Linked DNA regions of Homo sapiens: region 1 is linked to region 2. The links are chromatin loops, found by intact Hi-C in ENCODE. Cell type or tissue: dorsolateral prefrontal cortex. All regions are shown on one strand. Each heading gives the region's core, and the rest is flanking DNA. Links, peaks and the distances in the headings are about the cores only. Region 1 has its middle 22 kb from the start of ZBTB41. Region 2 overlaps CRB1 (crumbs cell polarity complex component 1).

The links. Hi-C counts contacts between places; a loop is a spot of excess contacts. Peaks named below come from ENCODE experiments on the same cell type or tissue, not always from the same donor. Only the 100,000 strongest peaks of a DNase experiment are listed, where the experiment ranks them.
Region 1: a loop joins it to region 2, with 3 times the contacts of the local background. A loop is called at or near these places in 6 of 110 quality-filtered maps.

The regions. Positions count from the first base shown.
Region 1 is chr1:197,219,292-197,227,641 of GRCh38, forward strand. It overlaps a transcript of CRB1 not described here and the pseudogene LOC127011. Among named protein-coding and RNA genes, the nearest start is that of ZBTB41, 22 kb to the left of the region's middle. In dorsolateral prefrontal cortex, for the core only: a CTCF peak has its summit at 5,115 (motif pointing right); no DNase peak of the experiment used is centred there.
Region 2 is chr1:197,310,286-197,318,635 of GRCh38, forward strand. All of the region lies in intron 1 of CRB1 (crumbs cell polarity complex component 1), which reads left to right. Among named protein-coding and RNA genes, the nearest start is that of CRB1, 46 kb to the left of the region's middle. In dorsolateral prefrontal cortex, for the core only: CTCF peaks have their summits at 4,468 and 4,670; no DNase peak of the experiment used is centred there; H3K4me3 peaks cover 928 bases; H3K27ac peaks cover 3,040 bases.

The DNA.
Region 1 (8,350 bases), core at 286-8,285, 91 kb before region 2:
GTTTAGTCTAGCAACACTTTTAATCTTCACAAAATCCTATGAAATAGATAATCCACCACTTACTGTTTTGTTTCTTTCACTTGATTTTTGTGCCTTATTTTCTTCACTTGAAAAATAGGGCTGATAGTAATAGTATGTACATCACAGAGGATTAAAAGAGACAATCCATGAGACACTGTCTAGTGCCAGGTCCATAAAGCTTACCTATTATTACCATTACTACTTCTTATACGACTGCTAATATAATGACTATTGTTCTTGCCATTTCACAGATGAGGCTAAGAGAGATTGAGAAACTTGTCCAAAGTCATGTCGCACAGCGAATACGCAGAGGAGTAAGATTTCAAATGCAAATATCCTCACATTACTCCTCTTAGCTTTGCTGAAGCATTTGAATGGCTTCCATTTGGTTTTAAGATACACACCAAAATTCTCAACAAAACTTGTATGATCTAAACTGCACTTACCTCTAAGTTTTATACTATGTTTCCCTCTCTCTGTGCTCCAGCCACAATGATCTTCTTTTACTTCCTGTAAGTCAGGTTGCTTGTTCTCTCCTCATAAACGGTTGTGTAGTACTATCTCTGTGTCAGTGGCACTCACTGTCTTACATATTTTCATCCTTCCATGAGAAGAGTTCATCTTTTCTTTAGGGAAGCTTTTGCTAACTTCTCTGACTAGGATAATGACCCAGTCACATGTTTTCCTGAAACTGCATACCTCTTCTTGGTAACACTTAACATAGCTATAATTTTTTTTGTGTGTTTTTCTGATTAGTACATTTCCTCCAGTAGACACAAGTCATCCTCTTTCTTTATTCTCCTTTGTGGGTCTGACCTACTATTTAACATGGAGAGGCTGAAAGAAAAAAAATTAACTAAAATTGATTGCAAAAAAGAAAAGGAATAAAAGGAACACAGTAAAGTGTTAAATAATAAAACAAATTGGATAAAGAGTTTAGGAAATGAAGTATTTTTAAAAGAGATGAATAAAAAGTAAGAACTAAGTAAAATAATGTAAAAAGATGTATAAACAAGTAAATAATGAACTTAGAAGAAGTAAAATAAAATGTGGACCAGCAACATAAAAACATTGGATTAGGCATTCAAGACAGGTGAGAACAAACCGTCCCTGACAGCTGAATACCTAGGCCCTGGTTTCAGACAGGGACTTCTGAGATGAGACAAGATCCAAGGAGATGGGAGCAGGGAGGGTGTCAGACCATGGGCTACAAGAGCTTTAGGGAGCAAAGGTAACTATTGCGTTTGCTTTCTTTTGAGAAGTTTTAGGTTGTTTTGTCAATGACAGCTAATGTTTGGCAAAGTGGTAACACAGGAAGAAAAATGTATTTCTTAGCATAATTATTGATATGGTTTGGATTTGTGTTCTTGCCCAAATCTCATGTCGAATTGGAGGAGGGGCCTGGTGAGAGGTGATTAGATCATGGGGGTGAATTTCCCCCTTGCTGTTCTGGTGATAGTGAGCTGATCATTTAAAAGTGTTTGGCACCTTCCCCCACCTCTTTTCCTGCTCTGCCATGTAAGACGTGCTTGCTTCACCTTTGCCTTACAATGTGATTGTAAGTTTCCTGAGGCTTCCCACTCATGCTTCCTGTACAGCCTGTGGAACTGTGAGTCAATTAAACCTCTTTTCTTCATAAATTACCCAGTCTCAGGTAGTTCTGTATAGCAGTGTGAGAACAGACTAATACAATTCTCTATAAGGAAGAGATCTACATGTCTTCTAACGGGCAGGCTAAACATAAAAAGGTAGTCACAGACTACGATACTTGTGTTTTGCCTGGGGTGCATAAGGTGTGTAAAGTGAAGGATAGAGTATAATTAGGAAAATAGAAGAGATTTTTAGAGGCCATGTTGGGTAGAGAGAAGAAAGCCAATGAGGAATAAAGCCAACTTCTAGCAGAAATGACAGTTAAGAAAAGGGCCTCAGTTTTAGGTGATAACTGCCTGATAGTATGCCACTGATTCATAAGAAACGGGAAGATAAAACAAGGGGTGAGCAAAGATTTTGGTGGGAAAGATTTGATAACTATAGAATTAGTGTAGAATATTGTAGGATGAGTTCAGTTTTAGAGTCAAGACCCTCTGTGTTCAAACCATACCTCATCACATTCTGTTAGTATTAGCTTTTATGCTCCTCAGACTGGAGTGAAAAATGGAGAGATGTGCTCAGTGTTTCAGTTCTTTCTGAAAAATAATTTTACTAGCAGTCATAAACATTTTTTACACTGACAAAAAGCACATATATTTTGAAGTAGGATGAAACATTTGCCTGACGAATTTAAAAAATAAAGACATTTCTCACTGATTAGTAGTAGCTGTGGGATATGCCTTCATATTTCTTGCAGCCCATATTCAATTTCCTTTGTCATTAAGAGGACTTTAGTTAAAAAAAAATAATAAAGAGGCTGTATGAACCTGTTTTGAATCACTATAAAATTGGGGTTGGGTGGTGGTGGAATGACTTTGTATATCTAACCACCTAGCCCTGATCCTGACATATGCTCAGTGACTGAAAGTACTATTTTCCTTGCCCTGCTCCTCCTCTCTTCCATTTATGACAAGAATAGGTGATGCTTCAATTTTTATTTAACCATTTTTTTAAATTCCTCTTCCAATATTGGGCAACTACAGATCTTTCCAACCAAAATCTTTGCTCACAGGAATATCTATAAAATATTTCTATATCAAATATATAGTGGAGGATATTCTTTTAGAAAATATTCAATATATACAGGTATAATTTTATTTTTTACTTTTTTTAAAAAATATATTCCTTTAGGCGATGAAAGGACAAGCCCCAGGAGTCAGGATGAGTCCTAATGCCGTCACCCAGTCACACCGCAGTGCTTGCCTGTGTCCTGCCGGCCCGCTCCTTGTTGCCCTGCACTGCGCGGCCGCAGCGGCACCATGATTGTGTTTGCCGTGCTCCTGTCGTTGGTGGCGGGTGTTTGAGGGAACGAGTTTAGTTCTTGGTCTGTTATTTTCAGAAATGGAAATTGGCCTATACCGGGAGAGTGAATCCCAGACGTGGCTGCATTGTCCATGGCCTTCTCTGTGAAGGAAAACCTTTCTTGGCCAGGACTTGCAGTAGGTGACCTATTTCATCGTCCTCGGGCTACCGTCATGGTGATGGTGAAGGGAGTGGACAAACTGGCTCTACCACCAGGCAGTGTCATTTCATACCCTTTGGAGAATGCAGTTCCGTTTGGTCTTGGCAGTGTTGCAAATTCCATTCGCTCTTTATTTTCTGACGAAACTCCTGTTGTTTTGCAGTTGGCTCCTAGTGAGGAAAGAGTGTATTTGGTAGGGAAGGCAAACTCAGTGTTTGAAGACCTTTCAGTCACCTTAGGACAGCTCCATAATTACTTGTTTCAGGAAAACTCCATTCTCAGTTCATTTCCCCTGAATTCTCTGAGTAGGAACAATGGAGTTGACTTGCTCTTTCTTTCTGAACTCCAAGTGCTACATGATATTTCAAGCTTGGTGTCTTGTCATAAGCATCTAGCCAAGGATCATTCTCCTGATTTATATTCACTGGAGCTGGCAGGTTTGGATGAAATTGGGAAGCATTACAGGGAAGACTCTGAACAATTCATAGTTGCTTCTAAAATCCTGTTGACGCTCTGCAAGAGTTTGCAGATAACATGTACAATCTTTACAGTGGGAATGCAGTGGTAGAGTTAGTCACTATTAAGTCATTTGACACCTCCCTTATGAGGAAGACAAGGACTATCTTTGAGGCAAAATAAGTGAAGAACCCAGCAAGTCCCTATAACCTTGCGTATAATTTTGAATATTCAGTGATTTTCAACATGATACTTTGGATAATGATTGCCTTGGCCCTGGCTGTGATTATCACTTCTTACAATATTTGGAACATGGATCCTGGATATGATAGCATCATTTATAGGATTACAAACCAGAAGATTCGAATAGATTGAATATTCCTTGTGCCAGAATTAGAAAAGGGGTTTGGAAATTGGCTGTTTTGTTAAAATATATCATACATTGTGGTTTAAAGTAGATAGCATACTTTAAATTTATTAAAACCTCACATTTCTTCTCTATTTTGTGTGTGCCTATGGTTTTTTTTAGAGTGAATTACAGTATTGATGTGAATCAAACTGTACAGTGTAGATTCCATAATATACTGAAATATATCATAGCCATTTAATAACACGATTTCATTCCCTTTAATGAGTTTGGAAATATGCACTGAAAGAAATTAAAACATTTAGAATAGCTTGTGTTATTTATTATGGAAAAATGCACTGAATTTATTAGAGAAACTTATGAATGTTTAACTTCTTTACACAGCATAGGTGAAAATCATATTTGGACTGTTGTATACTATGAACAATTTGTAAATGTCTTCATTTGATATAAGTATCTCTGAAACAAGAGGAAAGGTTTTTAACTTCGAATAGCCCTAAAATATGGATGTGCTTATACAGTCACTTAGTTTTGGAACTCTTTCTGATTGACAGAGGATGGCTGTTTTTTAACCTTCTTCAAGTTTGGTGACCCATACTCTAGTATGGATACTAAAAATATTACATTTATGTAAGAAGAAACTAGCCTTGTGGAGTATAGATGCTTTTAATTATACACACAAAAATCATTGAGGCATGAACATAAAATATTTTTAGTTCAGTAACTTCTCCCCCTGTGTAAGGTACTATGGTTTGTGGTCCAACTTCATCCTGTAGAATATTAAGTGGAAGTGGATGAGTTCTACTTTTTGGAATGGACTCATGTCTATAAAGACTGACACGTTAATAATAATTCCGAAAAAATTTTTCTTTAAAGCTCTTGTACCGAAAAAATTTTTCTTTAAAGCTCTTGTACTTAGCCAATATTTAATGTCCTGTTTACATAATGGAGTCTGAAACTCAGAGGAACTTCCTGGGGACCCAAAAAGTATAATGTATATCAAATAGAGTGAGATATATATTCATTCTGTATATTCAGGTCATAAAACACAATTACATTTAAAAGAATTTTAGACAGAAGCGACTTTGAATATATTACAGCTGCAATGCAGAAACACATTAAAGTTTTATGGATAAACATTTTTTCCACTGGAGGGTGCAATTTGTCAGTATATCAAAATAGTCACAGTTCCTTTAATGAGTATACTTTATAAATAATATCAGAGAGCTGATTATTTCCAAGACACTAACATAGAATGCTGAGCAGATTTCATGAAACTTTAAATAAATGAAATTTCACCAATAGGAATATGGGCTTTATTCCACAATATCCTTATGTGGAATATACTTACAATTAGGATCAAGTAAGCTGAACATAATTTTATTCTTCTGTTACCTTTTTTGGATACCATATATGACTTTCTTGGCTATTAATACTGCAAAAATATATACTAATAATTCATGCTGAAGATACAGTCCTACTTATAATATTATTAAGTTTTATAGTTGTTTTCTTTAGCAGTCTATGCATTTATTTACAATTCTTTATGAAATATGGATTTATTTTATTAGACTTTATACTCAGTAATAATGAGTAGTCTAAGATGAAATGTAAATTAAATAAGCATAAAACTAACATACATTTAACAAACTTTCTTTTATTATATATATCATATAGTATGAAGGCTATTAGATAATATGTGCTTGAGATATAATACTAATGAAACAAATTATAATAAAAGCTAGTATTTATTAAGCACTGGCTAGGTGTTAGGCACAGTTCTATATTTATTAACTTTGCATTTGTAATTTACTTCCTTATCACAACAACCTCAACAAATAGGTATCATTTTCTCCATTTCACAGATGAATTGAATGTGCCAAGATTTCTTGTCCAAGTCCATACAATTAATACCAGAACTCCACCGAGATGGCCTGGCTCCAGGGCCCAGATTTAATCACTATTCTACAGCTATGTTAACCTTGTTGATGCCATCCACTGCTACTCAAATACCAACGTGTTGATTTTTATTTTAGACACTTGAAGACAGGCACTTTCCATTATGAATTAATGTTTCAAAGATATCCATCAAATATGTATTTGTGTTTTCTATTCTGCCTAAATTAATAGAACTTCTTTAATTATGACTTAGATAAATGAACTTGTGGCAGAGCATCTTAATTGCCTACCCCAGCAGCTCTTTCCATCCCTCTCAGTAACAGAACACCAATATTTTGCTGGCATATTGCCACAGTATAAGGCTGCATTTTCCAGCCTCCCTCTCAGATATTAATGGCCACATAAATGAATGGGCAATGAAATGTTAAGTGTAAGTGTTGTGTGGAACTTCCAGGGAGTCTCCTCAAAAGCGGAGGTCTGTGATCTTGCTACACTTACTCTTAATTACTCTTTTCCACTACCTGCAATGTGGGCATGAAAACAGCTGGAGCTTAACAGCCATTTTGGATCTTGGGGCAGGATAACAGAATGACAGCCAGACAAGGCAGGAACTGCTGTTTCCTTTAAGCCCATATTTTGAAGCTTTCTCGCATACACAGCTGTATCTAATCCTACTAACAAGTTTGATAGGTTTTAAGAGTTCATTTTGTCTATCTTTTGAGCCTCGGTCCACCCCAGACCACAGCCTTTCTTTCTTTTTTTTTCTTTTTTTCAGACGGTAATCGCACTCTGTCACTCAGGCTGGAGTGCAGTGGTGCCATCCCTGCTTACTGCAACCCTGCCTCCTGGGTCCAAGCTATTCTCGTGCCTCAGTCTCCTGAGGAGCTGGGACCACAGGAGCACACCACTATGCCCAACTAACTTTTGTATCTTTTGTGGAGATGTGGAGATGGGGTTTCGCCATGTTGCCCAGGCTGGTTTTGGACTCCTGAACTCAAGCCATCCACCTGCCTCAGCCTCCCAAAGTGTGGGGATTACAGGCATGAGCCACTGCACCCAATTGATGTGATTCTACCATGAGGTCATCAAATATCCTTACAGGCTACATGAACTTTGAATATGTTATTAAGCTACTAATATATTTTATGCTTATTTTTTACCTCATAATTTTTTAAAGATCATTTCTACCTGAAGTCCAAAATTAATTACTTAAATAATTCTACAAGTAGTAGTAACTTGTGTAGTAGTGATTAGTGATTGACTTTTAAATTGTCAATTATTAAAATACTTTAGTTTTTGCAGATTATATTTCCCCTTTTGTAACCAGGAAGATACTTGTTTTAGACTGTGTGTTTGTGCCCTGTCCCCTGCCACCCATCTGTTGAAATCCTAACCCCCAGTGGGATAATATTAGGAGGAGGTCAGGCCTCTGGGCAGTAATTAGGTTTAGATGAGGTCATGAGGGTAGAGCCCTCATGATGGGATTAGCATCCATAGAAGAAGAGAGAGACAAGATTCTCTCTCTCCGTGTGTGTTCTCACACCAAGGAAGGCCATGTGAGGTTGTTTTCAGGAAAAGGACTGTTTCCATGCTGCTGTAAAGATAAACTCAAGATTGGGAAGAAAAAGAAGTTTAATTGGACTTACAGTTCCACATGGCTGGGGAGGCCTCAATCATGGCAGGAGGTGAAAGGCACTTCTTACATGGTGATGACAAGAGAAAATGAGGTGATGCAAGAGCAGAAACCCCTGATAAAACCATTGGATCTTGTGAGGCTTGTTCACTACCATAAGAACAGTATGGGGGGAAACTGCCCCCATGATTCAAATTATCTCCCACCAGGTTCCTCCCACAACATGTGGGAATTATAGGAGTACAATTCAAGATGAGCTTTGGGTGGGGACACAGAGCCAAACCATATCATTCCATCCTTGACCCCTCCAAATCTCATGTCCTCATATTTCAAAACCAATCATGCCTTCCCAACAGTCCCCCAAAGTCTTATCTCATTTCAGCATTAAGCCAAAAGTCCACAGCCCAGAGTGTCATCTGAGACAAGGCAAGTTCCTTCTGCCTATGAGCCTGTAAAATCAAAAGCAAGCTAGTTACTTCCTAGATACAATGGGGGTACAGGTATTGTGTAAGTACAGCCATTCCAAATGAGAGAAATTGGCCAAAACAAAGGGGTTACAGAGCCCATGCAAGTTCGAAATCCAGAAGGGTAGTCAAATTCTTTTTTTCTTTTTCTTTTTTTTTTTTTTTTTGAGATGGAGTCTCGCTCATCGCCCAGGCTGGAGTGCGTGGCACGAAGGGCAGTCAAATTCTAAACCTCCAAAATGATCTCCTTTGACTCCATGTCTCACATCCAGGTCATGCTGATGCAAGAGGTAGGTTCTCATAGTCTTGGGCAGCTCTGCCCCTGTGGTTTTGCAGGGTATAGCCCCCCTCCTGGCTGCTTTCACAGGCTGGCATTCAGTGTCTGTGGCTTTTCCAGG
Region 2 (8,350 bases), core at 163-8,162:
AAAAATATAAAAAAAACCCTGACATCTTCCAGGCCTAGGAACACATCGTCTTTTGTCTTCGCCCTCACCAAACCTATGCAGAATGTTGTGGCACCTAAATCCCCGTTTCTGGGCTGGAGACTCAGCATTATCTCTTGTCAGGAAGTTGTCAGATCCCTGCATCTGCAGACCACAGATAATAGGGAAAAGGAACGTCAAGGTAAGATCTGTGTAATTAATTAGCTTGTTGAGCAAACAGTTGAAAGGGAAATGAATTTATTAATTTTTGAAATGTATTTTTACCAGATTAAGAGAAGCTTTAGAGTTCTATCAAAAAACTTCCAGATCAATCAACAAGTGATACATATCTATATCTATATAGATATAGATATAGAAAATTCAGTGAATAAAAAAGAAGTTACATACTAATAAATATATTAGCATATTCTATCTGGTTCACCTGATAACCATATTTGCATAGTCATATTAGTTCAATAATGACTTTTGTTTTTAATAGAAATTAAAATTACATAGGGCAGTTTAGGGGAGTAGGAAATATCATATGCTTCTCTTTGCATTATGTTTGTTAATATCCCATTGGCCAAAGCAGTCATGTAGCCAAACCTGACATCCACAGGGTAGAGAAATATATTCTCCCATGGAGATGAAGACACTAATGAATATTTTGATGAACAATAATCTCACCTATGACACCTGCCATTCATCTGACATAGAAATTTCCGATGAATTAAAAATCTAAACTTAAAAAGCTAAGCTAACTTTTAAATTTTAATGGTTTTATACTGACACAATTTCAGACTTCTAAAGTTGTTGCTTGCAGCATTAGTCACAGTAGCCAAGACATGGAAATAACTTAAATGTTCCTTGCTGGATTCATACAGAAAATATGATATACATATGCAATGGGATATTATTCAACCATCAAAAAGAATGAAATTCTGCCATCTGTGACAACATGGATGAACCTTGAGGGCATTATGCTAGGCGAAATAAGTCAGAAAGAGAAATGCAAATACTATATGATCTCATTTCTATGTGGAATTTTAAAAGTCAAACCCATGGAACATAGAATAGAATGGTGATTACCAGAGCCTGCAGGGTGAGGACATTTGAGAGATGTTGATCGAGGAAACAAACGTTCCGTTGTAAGATGAATAACCCCTGGAAATCTAATGTGCAAGAATAATTTTGCTTTCCAAGATTATACAAAATATTTCTTGTATTTCATTAAAAATTCATAGTTTTTAACTCTTGTTGCAACTACTTTATTTTTTTCCGGATTTATTGATGTACAATTGACAGATAATATTGTACACATTTAAGATGAACACTATGATGCTTAGATATATGTATATATTGTGAAATGATTACCACAATCAAGTTAGTTAACACATGCATCACCTCATATAGTTAGTGTGTGTGTGTGTGTGTGTGTGTGTGTGTGTGTGTGTGTGTGTGTGTTGAGAAGATTTAAGATCTACTCTCTCTGGAAATTTCAAGTATATAATACACTATTAATATTATTTATATCTTTTAATGGGAAATTCCCCAATTACCAGTGCTTATCTGTTTCTTATAGATTTGTAGGAGCTCTTTATCTGTTAAATATGCTGGATTCTTTTGCTCATCTTTTAAATTTTGAGTGATATATCTTTCTTTGTACAGAAACTTAAATTTCATATAGCCAAGTGTAAGTAAAACCTAAGGCTTTTCTCATAGTTTCTGCTATTCTTTTCTGTAAGTCGTAAGTAAATTATCACATCATAGATTTTCCCATAAACAACATAACTTAGGCATGTTGCTCCAGATTTGATGAGATGAAAAAATTTTTAATGTCCCTGAAAAAATATGTGTATATAATCAATATACAAATAAACCTTAGCAAGGAAAGATAACTACATAGTAACTGTTTATTAGTTGCTATTCACTGAAACAAAAGAAATCATAGAAACTGAATGAATATGCAACCTCTGTCAGTCATAAAACATTGTTAACAGGCTGGGTGCGGTGGCTCATGCCTGTAATCCCAGCAATTTAGGAGGCCGAGATGGATGAATCACCTGAGGTCAGGAGTTAGAGATAAGCCTGGCCAACATGGTGAAACCCAGTCTCTACTAAAAATACAAAAAAACAAAACAAACAAACAAAAAAGCTGGGCGTGGTGGCAGGCACTTGTAATCCGAGCCATCAGGAGGCTGAGGCAGGAGAACTGCCTGAACCCAGGATGGGGAGGTTGCAGTGAGTCGAGATGGCACCACTGCACTCCAGCCTGAGGGACAAGAGTGAAACTCCGTCTCAAAACAAACAAACAAACAAACACCCAAAAATAAAAACAATCTGTTAAGATAGAAAAAATATAATATGGCTACAAAATAATGACAATTATCTATTCAAATAAAATAAAAGAGAGCACTTTTATATTGTGTTTTTTACACATAGCAACATTTAATATTATTCTTGTATTTTTCATTATCTGTAATATATCAACTGCATTAATCCCTTTCCACAATATTTTATCCAGTTAAATTTTTTTACACATAGCAACATTTAATATTATTCTTGTATTTTTCATTCTCTGTAATATATCAAGTGCATTAATCCCTTTCAACAGTATTTTATCCAGTTAAGTTTTTTTATTTTTTAAATTGACACATCATTGTTTGTATTAGTCCATTCTCACACTGCTATAAAGAACTACCTGAGACTGGGTAACTTATGAAGGAAAGAGGTTTGATTGACTCACAGTTCTTCAGGCTTAACAAGAAACATGACTGGGAGGCCTCAGGAAACCTACAATCATGGCCAAAGGTGAAGGGGAACCAAGAACTTTCTTCACGTGGCAGCAGGGGAAAGAGAATGTGTGGTGGAGGGGAAGTGCCACACACTTTTAAACCATCAGATTTTGTGAGCACTCACTCACTATCACAAGAACATCATGGGGGAAATCTGCTCCCATGATCCAATCACCTGCCACCAGGTCCTTCCCCCAACACTGGGAATTACAATTCAACATAAGATTTGGGTGGGGACACAGAGCCAAACCATACTGTTGTACACATTTTTTGGGTGAATGTGATATTTTGATACATGTATACAATCTGTAATGATCAAATTAGGCCAATTGAGATATACATCACCTGAAACATTTATCTCTTCTTTGTGTTGGGAACATTACAATTCTTTCTCTTCTAGCTATCTAAAAATATGCAGTAAATTATGGTTAATTATAATATCCCTTATTTACTATCAAGTACTAGAATGTATTCCTTTTATCAAATTGCGTTTTTGTACCCATTGACCAACTTCTCTTTATACCTCTTTGCTTCCTTTCCCTTTCCAGCATCTGGTAACCATCAGTCTACCTCCATGATATCCACTTTTTTCACTCCCATGTATAAGTGAGAACATGTGATATTTGTCTTTCTGTGCCTGGCTTCTTTCACTTAACATAATGACCTCCAGTTCCATTCATGTTGCCGCAAATGACAGGATTTCATTCTTTTTGTGGTATATATACTACACTTAAAAATCCATTCATCTGTTGATGGACACAGGTTGATTCCATATCTCGCCTATTGTGAACAGTGCTTCAATAAACGTGGGAGTGCAAATATCTCAAGTCTTTAATCTATTTTGAGTTAGTATTTGTAGGTCTGGTTAAATTTTAAAAGGGTAACAGATTCATTAACTAGCACAGTTAAAACCAGTTTAAAAACGCCTGGCTAAGATTTGCTAAAAACCTGACTAAGATTTGCTAAGGTTCTTGGATCGACATCTTCCACCAAATTTGGGAAATATTTGGCCATTATTAATTCAGAATATTTTTCCTCCCTGTTCTTTTTCTCCTCTCCCTCTGGTACTGCAATTATATGGGAACCTACTTGGAATTATCCCACAGATCACTGCAGCTCTCTGCAGTTTTTTGAAATATTTTTTCTTTCCATTCTTCAGATTATGTAATTTCTGTTAATCGTCTTCAGATATGTGAATCCTTCCTTCTCTGGTTCCAATGTACTGTTCAGCCCATCAAGATTATTCTTCATTTCAGATATTTTACTTTTCAATTCTGAAATTCTCATTGGGTCCTTCTTATAGTTTTCATTTCTCTGCAAAGTTTTCTCATTGTTTACTCATATTCATTCTTTTATTTAAGTCCTTGAAAAATATTAAGTTCTTGCAAGCTAATTTCAACAGTTATGTCATTTCAATATTTATACTTTTTTCTTGATTATAGGTTAGATCTAATAATTTTTATTGTATATTGGACATTCAGACGATAATTAAAGGGGTTCCTGATTATGTTAACTTCCTTTAAAAGATTTGGAATTTTGTTCTGGCAGGCAGCTAAAATATGTTTTTTCCCTGTAAATCTTGATTTTATTCTTTGAATGCTTTTATTTTGTTTTTGAATGTATGGCATCTTTCTTTCTGTATAATGTGGTCTCTACTCCTAAAGAAAGGCCTTTCTGGTTTCTCAATGCTTGAGATGTTTAGTGTCATGTCTCTCCCTACTGGCTGAGCTGGAACTCCAACTCTCTAATTTCTGACAGTTTTGTTTATCTCTCAATCTCTCAGCAGATGATATCTGCTAGGCCCCTCAGAGACCCATGATGATTAATGAGTCTTTTGAGCCCATCCTCTGAGTGGCTCTTTCTTCTCTGGTGCTCTGGCCTATAAACTCTAATTGCTTCTGCTGCCTATGACTCTGACCTCATCCTCTTCAGCTCAGAAACATTGCTGCTCATCTCATTGTATTCCTTCTGTCTGCCCACAGCACAAAAGCCATTCCAAATCCAAATCCCAGGAGATCACTGGTGTATTTATGTGTGTTTCACATCTAGCAAAAATCATAGTTCTGCACTAACAGTGCTCAGTTCCCAAAAATAGAAACCTCATTTATTTCCTACCTTTTTTTTTAGTTGTTTACATCAGGAGGGCGAGTCTTGTACTAGCTACCCTGTCATTCCATCACAATGGCCAAACTAGTTTGGTTTCACAAAAGGCATCAAATATTTCCTGTGTGTCTTTGTGTTAAGCACTATTTTACACATATGAACTATTTATTATCTCATCATAACAAATTTCGGAAAAGCTTGGGGTTGACGGTAAATGCTATGTCAACACAGATCAGCCAAAGACACAGTTTCAGACACTTTCTTTCTCTCAGCTCCAAAGCTGTGCCTGCATAAAACTAAAATAAACAGATGGAAAGCAAAACATGCTGAGGGGTACAAAAATCCACATGTGTGGAGAAAAGTACCAGAAACAACATCTAATTTTTCCATTCATATAGACTCTCTAAGAGTGAAATTATACTTCATGAATATAAATATCCAAACAAAGACAACCAGCTGAAGCAAAGTAGTGTTTGCATCAACTTCCACATATTTGTTTAGACTTTCCCAAATAATGTGCTTAATTAAAAATAACCTTCAGGTGCAATGAGTTGAGTTGTTCAGTTTATTCAAAGTAACTTGCTCTTATTTGAGTGACTAGATGCATTTTTATTTTTGTTTTGGGTGAATTCAGTATCCTGAAAATGGCCAACACTTATTTGAATAATTTAAATTATTTCTTTTCAAATAAAATGTTTAAGATATAACAATTGCTTCTTACACTAACATTCTAAAAGGATAATCTTAGAGGTGAACTGAGGTCAATTGCCATGTATAAAGCTTATTCTGACTTCATATTTTTGAAGATTAGCCTTTTATTTACAACAATTTTTCTACTCAATGCATCATTGCTACAGGTTTTGGTTTAAGAAGTAACCCTAGATATATCTTAAGATCTTCACTAGGGGACAGGGGTTTTAAACATCATTGCCATCATCATTCTTGCATCATATCCTCATCACATGAGCTTTGGTTCAAAAATCAGATTTTAAACGATTTCAAAGTCAGACTTTTTTTTTTTTGAGACGGAGTCTCACTCTTTCGCCCAGGCCGGACTGCCGTGGCATGATCTTGGCTCACTGCAAGCTCCGCCTCCCGGGTTCACACCATTCTCCTGCCTCAGCCTCCTAAGTAGCTGGGACTACAGGCGCCCGCCACCGAGCCCGGCTGATTTTTTGTATTTTTAGTAGATACGGGGTTTCACCGTGTTAGCCAAGATGGTCTCATCTCCTGACCTCGTGATCCGCCCGCCTCGGCCTCCCAAAGTGCTGGGATTACAGGCGTGAGCCACCGCGCCCGTCCCAGATTTTTATATGTGTCTGTTGGAATATAAGAACCAAAGCACCATAAACTCCAGCTATAAAATTTGCTTGTTATTAATACACAAAGAAAGTGAATATTAAGAGACGAAGTCTGAGCCAAGAAAATAAAAAAAGTAATTATTTTTGGTTTAATTTATACATGCCATTTTTGCACAAAATAGTGCCAAAATTTAATGTCACATTCAAACTTTAAAATTCATTGAAGCAAACTCTCTCTGTTTAGAGATGCCATGATATTACATGGAGAACACCCCAATGACTTCACCAAAAAACCATTAAAATTAATAAACAAGTTCAGTAAAGTTTCAAGATATAAAATCAACATACAAAAATCAGTGATGTTTCTATACACCAATAGTGAATTGTCTGAAAAGAAAGCAAGAAAGCAATTTCACTTACAATGGCTACAAAAAAAAAAAACAAAAAAAAACCCAGAATGCCTAGTAATAAATTTAACCAAGGAGGTGAAAGATCTCTGCAATGAAAACCAAAAAACATTGAGGAGAGAAACTGAAGAAGACACATATATCTCATGTTCATGGATCAGAAGAAATAATATTGTTAAAATGTCCGTACAATGTACACCTCTGCACCTGCAGATTCAGTGCAATCTCTATCAAAATAGCAATGACAGGTGGGGCACGGTGGCTCACGCCTGTAATCCCAGCACTTTGGGAGGCCAAGGTGGGTGAATCACCCGAGGTCAAGAGTTCAAGACCAGCCTGACCAACATGGTGAAACCCCATCTCTACTAAAAATACAAAAATTAGCTTGGTGTGGTGGCACATGCCTGTAATCCCAGCTACTGGGGAGGCTGAGGCAGGACAATCACTTGAACTCGGGAAGCGGAGGTTGCAGTGAACCGAGATCACGCCTTTGCACTCCAGCCTGGGTGACAGAGTGAGACTCTGCCTCAAAAAAACAAAAAACAAAACAAAACAAACAAACAACAAAAAACCAATGACAATCTTCCCAAAATGAGAAAAAAAAAATCTTAAAATTTGTGTGCAACCACAGAAGGCCCCAAATTACCCAAGCAATCTTGAGCAAAAATAACACGGTTGGATACATCACATGACCTGACTTCAAAATATACCAAAAGGCTAGAGTAACCAAAACAGCATGGTAAATGGAATAAAAATAGACACATAGACTAATGAACTGAATAGAGGGCCCAGAAATAAATCCCTGCATCTACGGCCCACTAATTTTTGACAATGGTGCCAAGTATAGACAATGGGGAAAGGACAGCCTTTTCAATAAATGGTACTGGGTAAACTGCATATGCACATGCAGAACAATGAAACTAGACTCCTATCTCTCACCATATACAAAAATCAACTCAAAATTGATTAAAGACTTAAACATAAGACCTGAAATGAAACTACTAACAGAAAACATAGGGGAAAAGCTCTGTGACATTGGCCTAGGTAAGGATTTTTTTTTTTTGTAAAAAACCTCAAAAGTCTGAGCAACAAAAACAAATATAGACAAATAGGATTACATCAAACTAAAAAGCTTCTGCATAGCAAAGGGAACAATCAATAGAGCAAAGAGGCAACCTATAGAATGGGAGAAAATATTTGAAAACTCTACATCTAATAAGGGGTTAATATCCAAAATATATAAGAAACTCAACACCAACAACAAAAGTAAACCCATCAAAAAATGAGCGAAAGACTTGAGTAGATATTTCTCAAAAGAAGATATACAAATGGCCAACAGATAAATGAAAAAGAAGATGTTCAACATCAGAAATCATCAGGGAAAGGCAAATCAAGATGACAGAAATTTTCACCTCATTCCAATTAGAATGACTACTGTCAAAAAATCAGAAGATAACAAGTGTTGGTGAGGATGTGGAGAAAAGAGAAATTTTACACTCTGCTGGTGGGAATATAAATGAGTACAGCCATTTTGGAAAATATTAATAGTTTAGAGTTTCCTCAAAAAATAAAAATAGAACTACTGTATGATCCAGCAATCCCACTACTGTGTATACATCCAAAGGAAATGAAATAGGTACTTCGAAGAGATATCTGCACTCCTATGTTTATTGTAGTACCATTCACAATAACCAAAATATGGAATCAACCTCAATGCTCATCAATTTTTAAATGGATTTAAAAAGTA